2 separate regions of the Homo sapiens genome follow, and region 2 is linked to region 1. The links are chromatin loops, found by intact Hi-C in ENCODE. Cell type or tissue: dorsolateral prefrontal cortex. All regions are shown on one strand. Each heading gives the region's core, and the rest is flanking DNA. Links, peaks and the distances in the headings are about the cores only.

Region 1 (4,381 bases), core at 312-4,311:
GTTCATGCCTATGGTCACAGCTACTTGGAAAGCTGAGGTAGGAGGATTGGTTGGGCCCAGGAGGTTGAGGTTGCAATGAGCCATGATTGCACCACTGCACTCCAGCCTGGGTGACAGAGCAAAGCCTTGTCTGAAAAAAAAAAAAAAAAAAAAAAAAAGATTTGTGTCTGCATGACACACCATGATGTGGACAGGGAAGGGATGGAAAGGACACCATGCATGCAGATAGGAGACCACATACACTGCAGCAACTCCACTTCTGTGAATGTATCCGACAGAAATGGGACCTTCATTCCGCTGGGTGCGGTGGCTCACACCTGTAATCCCAGCATTTTGGGAGGCCGAGGCGGGCAGATCACTTGAGGTCAGGAGTTTGAGAATAGCCTGGCCAACATGGCGAAACCCCATCTCTACTAAAAATACAAAAAATTATCCGGGCGTGGTGGCACATGCCTGTAATCCCAGATACTCGGGAGGCTGAGGCAGGAGAACTGCTTGAACTTCGGAGGTGGAGGTTGCAATGAGCCAAGATTGCGCCACTGCACTCCAGCCTGGGCAACAGAGGAAGACTCCGTCAAAAAAAAAAAATGCCCTGTTGCAGTGGCTCACACTTGTAATTCCAGCACTTTGGGAGGTCAAGGCAGGCAGATCACCTGAGGTCGGGAGTTCGAGACCAGCCTGACCAATGTGAAGAAACCCCATCTCTACTAAAAATACAAAAATTAGCCAGGCGTGGTGGTGCATGCCTGTAGTCCGAGCTACTTGGGAGGCTGAGGCAGGAGAATCGCTTGAACCCGGGAGGTGGAGGTTGTGGTGAGCCGAGATCGTGCCACTGCACTCCAGCCTGGTGACACAGCAAGACTCCATCTCAAGAAAAAAAAAAAAAAAAAAAAAAGAACATTCTCAAGAGGAAATAAATTATCCGTGACAGGGCTCAATGGTTCTCCTTCATTCATGTGAGGTTTTTAATGCTTTTTCATATGCCTTGGGGGAGAGTTGTCAAATCTTAACAAATCAGAGAAGAATTATAACTCGTAGAAGAATGTCAAAGGCATTTGGAGGGTGGAAGCTGCAGAAATTGAGCCCCATCTGCAAATGGGATGGACAGATGAAAGATGTACATTCTCAAGTCTGCGTAGGAACGTATATTAAGCCGAGCATGGTGGCTCACGCATGTAATCCCAGCACTTTGGGAGGCCAAGGCGGGTGGATCACCTGAGGTCAGAAGTTTGAGACCAGCCTGGCCAAAATGGCGAAACCCGTCTCTACTAAATACACAAAAATCAGCCGGGCATGGTGGCACGTGCCTGTGGTCCCAGCTACTCAGAACGTTGAGGCAGGAGAATCGCTTGAACCTGGGAGGCAGTGGTTGCAGTGAGCCGAGATCGCGCCCTTGCACTCCAGTCTGGGTGACAGAGTGAGACTCCGTCTAAAAAAAAAAAAAAAAAATTGATCCATTCCATCTTGCATTTTTTTAATAAAGTTTTTTTTTAATTAAAAAACATTTTTTTTTTGGTGGAGATTGGTGTCTTACTATGTTGCCCAGGCTGATCTTGAACTCCTGGACTCAAGTAATCCTCCCACCTCAGCCTCCCAAAGTGCTGGGATTACAGGCTGAGCCACTGCACCCGGCCTTGCAGATGTGGTTAACACCTCCAATCAACTGACCTGAAGTAAAGGAATTTATCCTCCATGACCTTGATGTTTCTTTTTTTTTTTTTTGAAACCAAGTTTCGCTCTTTTTGCCCAGGCTGGAGTGCAATGGCGTGATCTCGGCTAACTGCAACCTCCACCTCCCGGGTTCAAGACATTCTCCTGCCTCAGCCTCCTGAGTAGCTGGGATTACAGGCATGCACCACCATGCCTGGATAATTTTTGCATTTTTAGTAGAGACGGGGTTTCTCCACGTTGGTCAGGCTGGTCTGAAACTCCTGACCTCAGGTGATCCTCCTGCCTCGGCCTCCCAAAGTGTTGGGGTTACAGGCGTGAGCCACTGCACCCAGCCGATGCTTCTTATCTAATCAGTTGAAGTCCTTCAGAGAGCAAAAACAGCTTCTAGAGGGAAAAAGGAATTCGTAAGCTTGCAACAAATAAAGCCTCCCTGTTTCCAACCTGCTAGAGTGCCCTATGAATTTTGGGTTTATCAGCCCCCACGATTGCATGACCCAATTCCTTAAAATACATCTTTTTTTTTTTTGAGAGAGATAGGATCTCTGCCACCCAGGCTGAAGTGCGGTGGTGGGATCATGGCTCACTGCAGCCTCGACCTCCTGGGCTCAAACGATCCACCCACCTCAGCCTCTGGAGTGGCTGGGATCACAGGCACACACCACCATGCCCAAACTTTTTAAAAACTTTTTTGTAAACATGGGATCTTAAACTCCTGGGCTCAAGCAATCTTTCCATGTCAGCCTCCCAAAGTGCTAGGATTCCAGGCGTAAACCACCACGCCCAGACAAAATAAATCTTAAAAAATTTTTTTTTTTTTTAGAGAAAATCTCTTTCTATATATGTAATATGTATATTTCCTGTTGGTTCTGTTTCTCTTGTGAGCCATTACTGATACAGGCACCCAGAGGCCCGGTGATGGGAAGGAGGCGGGGTTACTTTCCAATACATACTCAGGGAATTTCTTTTTTTTCTTTTTTTGAGATGGAGTTTCGCTCTGTCGCCCAAGCTGGAGTGCAGTGTATGGTCTTGGCTCACTGCAAGCTCTGTCTCCTGGGCTCAAGCGATTCTCCTGCCTCAGCCTCTGGAGTAGCTGGGATTACAGGTGCCCGCCACCATGCCTGGCTAATTTTCGTATTTTTAGTGGAGACAGGGTTTTACCATATTGGCGAAGCTGGTCTTGAACTCCTGGTCTCAAGTGATCTGCCTGCCTCAGCCTCCCAAAGTGCTGGGATTACAGGCGTGAGTTACCGCGCCCGGCCACTCAGGGAATTTCTGAGATAGTGACAGCTTCCGGTGGCAGGACCTCAGCTGATTGCCTTGGCCTTTGTCCGCTGAACCCAGGCCAGCTTCCTAGCCTCGGGCGCCACCCAAGACACCTGCAGACCAAGGACACACATTAGAGGCCTTGGGTTTCACGGTCCTGGGCAGGGCCAGGCCTGAGGTGCTGACCAAGCCTGCTACCCTCAACCAAAATAAACCTAGGGCAGGATGCTGCTTGATCAGCCATCCATAGAACACCACAGCCCGAGCCGGGTCACAGATCTGCTTTGGCTGGCCTGCGGACAGGGAGGTCCTCAGCCGCAAAAGGCCTGAGAGGTGGACACATTGGATTTGAAGACCAAAAATGGCCCCCTTCTGGTTGGGTGCAGTGGCTCACACCTGTAATCCCAGCACTTTGGGAGGCTGAAGTGGGCGGATCACTTGAGGTTGGGAATTTGAGACCAGCCTGGCCAACATGGTGAAACCTCGTTCTCTACTAAAAATACAAAAATTAGCCGGGCTTGGTGGCATGTGCCTTGTAGTCCCAGTTACTCGGAAGGCTGAGGCAGAAGAGTCACTTGAGGCTGCAGTTGCAGTGAGCCGAGATCGCACCACTGCACTTCAGTCTGGGTGACAGAGCAAGACTTTGTCTCAAAAAAAAAAAAAAAAAAGGCCCCCTTCGGAGATGTGGGAGTTGGGGGTGGGGGCAGATTTCAAAGCCTGGGGGATTCGATCTGTCATCTGTGCAACCCAGCTGACTATGTGGCTAAAGTTTAACAAGTTTCACAATAACCATTAGACATTGACTGACACTGCCAGGGAAGTGCTCCAGAGATGGGGAAACCCACGTCCACACAAACACCTGTCCACGCGTGTCCACAGCAGCTCTAGTCATGGTTGGCAGAAAGTGGAAACCTCCCCATGCCCATCAGCTGGTGCATGGATAACAGAGTGTGTTCCATCCACACAGGGGGATATGATACAGCCATGGAAAAGAAGGAAGCACTGATCCATGCTACAGCGTGAATGAACCCCCAAAACACGATGCTGAGTGAGAGAAGCCAGACACAAAAGGCCACACAGTGTGAGATTCCATTGATCTGAAATGCCCAGAACAGGCAAATCCATAGACAGGAAGCAGATTGGTGGTTGCCAGGGACTGGTGGAGGGGAATGGGGAGTGACTGCTGATGGAGACAGGTTTCTTTTTGAGGTGATAACAATGAGCCTGGGTGGCTGGGAGTGGTGGCTCACGCCTGTAATCCCTGCACTTTGGGAGGCTGAAGGGGACAGATCACTTGAAGTCAGGAGTTCAAGACCAGCCTAGGCAACATGGCGAAACCCCATCTCTGCTAAAAATGCAAAAATTATCTGGGCTTGGTGGCATGCGCGCATAGTCCCAGCTACTCGGGAGGCTGAGGCAGGAGGATCACTTGAACCCGGGAGGTGGA
Region 2 (4,381 bases), core at 112-4,111, 330 kb before region 1:
GAGGAGGAGGAGATGAGAGGGAGGAGGAGGAAGAGGAGGAGGAGAAAAAGAGGAGGAAGAGGAGGAGGAAGAGAGGAGGAGGAGGAAAGAGAGAGGAGGAGAAAAAGAACAGGAGAATGGGGAGGGAGAGAGGAGGATGAGGGGGAAGGACACAGATAGAAATAATTCAGCGACTTGGGGCCTTGGATCCTGGAAGAAGGGGGTGGGATCTACTGAAGGCAAGGGGTGACTGGGCAGCATGTGTCCCGGCATCCCCAGCTCTTTGCTCTGTGGACAGGATTTGTTAGACACATTTCTCTGCCTTTGTGCAGGTGCCACAGTCTCCTGTGTCCACCCCATGCCTGGTGCTGGACATGAAGGGTCCATGGGACAGATGGACCCTGCCCATGGGGCGCATACATGCCAGCAGGAGTTAGAGAACGTCGTGCGGTCATTTCCGGGCTGGCTGGGCCAGGGGGCCAGGGCAGGGTTTGGGTGAGCGGCATATCAGTCAGCCTCCTGTTTTGAAAGGATCCCTCTGTAGGCCGGGTGTGGTGGCTCACACCTGTATTCCCAGCACATTGGGAGGCCAAGGCGGGTAGATCACTTGAGGTCAGGAGTTCGAGACCAGCCTGGGCAACATAGTGAGATCCAGTCTCTACTAAAAATACACAAAACTAGCTGGGCGCAGTGGCGGGTGCTTGTAGTCCCAGCTGCTCTGGAGGCTGAGGCACGAGAGTCGATTGAACCCAGGAGCCGAGATTGCACCACTGCACTCCAGCCTGGGCGACAAAGTGAGACTCTGTCTCAAAAAAGAAAGGATCCCTCTGGCAAGAGACAAGGGACCCTCGGCCAAGGTGGGCCCTGGAGGGATGGAGAGGCACACGCAGGCTTGGGGATGCCTGGAGGTTGAGCTTGTGCTGACTGATAGTGGTGGCCAGTTTCTGCCCTCCCCACCGGGCAGGCTGAAGGTCAGGGTTGTCCTTGGTCCCGCGCGGCTGCACTGCCTGCAACAAGCAGCAGACTTGGAGGCGCCACCTGGCCTAGGGGATTCGCAGCCCTTCCTGTGTTCCAGAAAAGCCCTTCATGCCTCTCCTTGCTCAGGGTTCGTGCCACTTGGAGCTCCCACAGTCCTTGAGGGCTTCAGGTCTTCCCACCAGCAGGTCCCAGTCCTGGGAATGTCCCTCCTCCTGAGAGAAGGCCTCAGTCTGGCTGCAGCTGCCCAGGAGGTCCTCAGGTAGCATCTCTTGTGGGTTCCACCTTCGAGCCACAGCCTGGAGCCAGCTCCTCCTGCTCTCTCCTCCCCATCCCAGCTCAGAGCCACTCCTGGCTCTTCCCCTTCTGGGCATCATCCCCAACTCCAGCCAGCGGGACCCTCCTAAGGCAGGAATCAGACCACCTCACTCCCCTGCCGGCCACCTGCCAGTGGCTCCCTCACTCTCAGAACAAAATCTACTTCTTGATGTGACCCGCTGGGCCCCTGAGCTTCCGCAGCTCTGACGGCTCTGCTGGGCTCTGAAGCACGCTCACTGGAATGTCCTGTCCCAGTGATTTGCACGGCTCAAGTGTTGTCTCCTCGGGGCCTGGCCACTGTGTCCACCGTGGCGCCACTGCTCGCCCTGTCGTCATGGTACATTCTCTGCTTGAGGACCCATGTCCCTGTAGAATGTACGTTCCCCAAGGGCAGGGCTTTATCAGATCTTTTTACAGTGGTGGTCCTGGCGCTGGCACAGCTACTGGCACGGGATGGATGCTTTTGAGTGTAGATCCAGTGAGTACCCCACCCCGAACAGTCTTCGATGCATACCAGAGGGGAAGCCTCCTGGCATAGCTCTGCATGCCCAGGCTGGCCGAGGGTCATCCGCCTCTTCCTCTTCACTTCATTGAACCAGCAGGGTGTGGGCGGAGAAGCAGAAATTCACAGGCATGTTGTCAGTAAACCAGCCCTGTTACCTGTTACAGAGCCCAGGGCACCATACCGTTTTGCGTGTGCTGTCTTTAGTGAGTGAGCAAAACCTCAGCCCTGCATGTTAAAGCAAAGGCGGCAAACGACAGCCGCTCTCTCCCTGTCCAGCTGTCTGAAGTGGAAGTGGGGGCCAAGCCCGCTGGGTTCCCGCTGCCGGCAGCCCCGCCCTCCTCCTCTGGTAGCCGCTCTGCAGCTGTGCGGACCAGCTCTCTTAACACTTGTTAACCCCAGCCTCCAGTCCCTTCCTGCCCCCCACCCCGCCCCTTCCACATGTCTCTCCGGAGAGGGCCGCACAGAATTCACAGGACTCGTCTCCAACGGCTGCGCCAGCAATTCCCTAGCATTCCTCCTCTGCAGAGTGGATTTTGGTGCATGTCCAGCGTGATTTCAGACCCCTCACTGCGCAGCGGAGTGCCTGATCGCTCTGTGTGCACCACCACGGTGCACACTGAAAATATTGTGATCTGGGAGGAAGTAACCAGCACCTTGGGGGAATCACAGACCTTTCCTGCGAGGGCAAGGGCTTCCGGAATTGAACAGGCTGGGCCTGGAGGAGATCTTGAGGGGTGGACCTTCAGGCTTGTAAAGGCCTGGAGGGGGGTCACCCGAGGATCGAGGCCGAAGATGTTTACTGACGCCACAACTGTGAAATTCCACAGGGGTCAAAGACGGACCCGGGCGGGAGCGGTCTGGGCTGGATATCCGGAGAGTTCTGCTCTCCACGGGATGTTAGAATTTGAGGCAGTCTGCCTAAGGAGGCAGAGCAGAGAGGCATGTGATCACCCAGATCGTCTGAGAGCGGGACATTTTCCCGGAGCGGGGTGGAAGGAGTGTCAAGGTGACTGTGAGATGACAGACACGTAGGGGAGCCCCACAGAGGACCCCCAAGACACCCTCTCTGTTGCCATCAGCCTGAGTCATCCTCTATCTGAAAAACTTCCAGGACTGAAGTTCGAGTTGGAAGCACGCGTTCTCCTTGGTGAAGTCCGTCCTGTCCCAGGAGGGCTGCGCTAGGTCTCTCCTCTGGCTCCCCCTCCTCGGGTCCTCGTGGCTCTCTGTCGTGTGAAGCGGGGGGTCAGGAGCGCACAAATGTTTATACTCCACGTGAGTCACTTGCACAGATGACGGGTGATGTTTTCCTCGCCAAGGCTGATGGCACCGGGCCCCTTTGCCGTTCCAGCCTCAGTCACGCCTCCAGTCTGTTAGCATTTAGAGTTGCTGAACTTTCGCATTGGTCAGGGGCGCGGGCAGCTTGCTGACCTTTTCTGGGAGTCGTGGCGGACGGAGTGGAGCCGTCTGTCTCGTCACAGACAGGCGGGGCTGCGGCTGGGGATGGCCGCCGCCCACTCGCCCTCAGAATGGCCCTCAGCGGGGCTTCCTGACCCCTCAGCCCCGGTAGGAAGCTGGTGTGCACTGCAGGGAGAGGCGGCAGCTGGAAAAGTGTTAAGGCCACAGTGGTTTTTCCAGAGGCTCGTCTGGAATGCCGTGGCTGGATCTGAGCCTCCTGACATCCGAGGCCCCTCTTGGTGGGGAGAGCCAGAAACCCAAGATACTGCCGTCAGTTAAAGACTCGAAGTTCACATTTTAAAAAGTGCAAGGAGACACCCGGTTTTAGGTACGTTGGGGTGCAAGGTCTGAAGGCTGGAATCTGTGGCTCCCTTCTTTCAGCTCTGTCATCCCTCTTGTCTGGGTGCTGCCCACCTGGTAGAAAGGGGACCTCACCTTGCCACTCCACTAGCCTGCCAACACCACCAGGAAGGCGACCCTTCATCCTGGTGGCTCCAGTAAAAATCCCAGGGAAGGCTCTGATTGGATCAGAAGGGCCAAGTCCCCATCCCAGGATGAATCCCTATGGCCAGGGGCCCTGGAGCCTCTGTCCAGTCTGTGTCACATCCATATTTTCAGCCCAGCAATGGGATCTGCCTGATCTCCACCACTGGGGCTGAGCATAGAGAAGAGGAGGTTCCAGAGGAGAACAGGGGGCCCTTATGAGAAGAGGGGAGGGATGGTAAACACCCCAAAAATGAAGATATTCATGACAGACCCCCTCTGATGCTGAAATTTGTGTTGTCTTTGGAAGGTGCTGGGCTAAGCTGTGGAGTGCCTGCATCTGGCCTGGCTCTGCTGGGGATGAGCAGTGCCATGTGGCAGCCCCGTCCCTTCTGGGGCTTCAACACCTGTCCTGCCAGTGGAGGCAGTGGGGTGGGCTGCCTTGCAGCACGTTACCACCCCGACATGCTAGAATTCAGCAGTGCTAGAATTTCACTGGGTTTCCAAGCGGTGCTCTGGAGCTGTGCAGTCATGTACCTACTTGCCTGAACTGTGGAGTGAAGGGATTTGCTCATTCAAGTGGTCCCTGCTGCCGGCCCAATGCAGTGGGACCAAGTCGGGGGATGGGCTGTGGCAGAAGCAGTCTCACCTCAGTGGGAGGGAATG

The links. Hi-C counts contacts between places; a loop is a spot of excess contacts. Peaks named below come from ENCODE experiments on the same cell type or tissue, not always from the same donor. Only the 100,000 strongest peaks of a DNase experiment are listed, where the experiment ranks them.
Region 2: it touches region 1 in a loop (5-fold over the local background); 1 of 110 quality-filtered maps calls a loop at or near these places.

Annotation. Positions count from the first base shown.
Region 1 is chr19:18,975,085-18,979,465 of GRCh38, forward strand. No RefSeq gene overlaps it. Among named protein-coding and RNA genes, the nearest start is that of HOMER3, 36 kb to the left of the region's middle. RefSeq lists an enhancer at 3,006-3,650. In dorsolateral prefrontal cortex, for the core only: no CTCF peak of the experiment used is centred there; no DNase peak of the experiment used is centred there.
Region 2 is chr19:18,647,565-18,651,945 of GRCh38, forward strand. The region is part of intron 1 of KLHL26 (kelch like family member 26); the gene reads left to right. Among named protein-coding and RNA genes, the nearest start is that of KLHL26, 13 kb to the left of the region's middle. RefSeq lists enhancers at 530-1,340, 1,341-2,151, 3,822-4,381. In dorsolateral prefrontal cortex, for the core only: no CTCF peak of the experiment used is centred there; DNase peaks (open chromatin) are centred at 2,097 and 2,647; H3K4me3 peaks cover 1,338 bases; H3K27ac peaks cover 3,845 bases.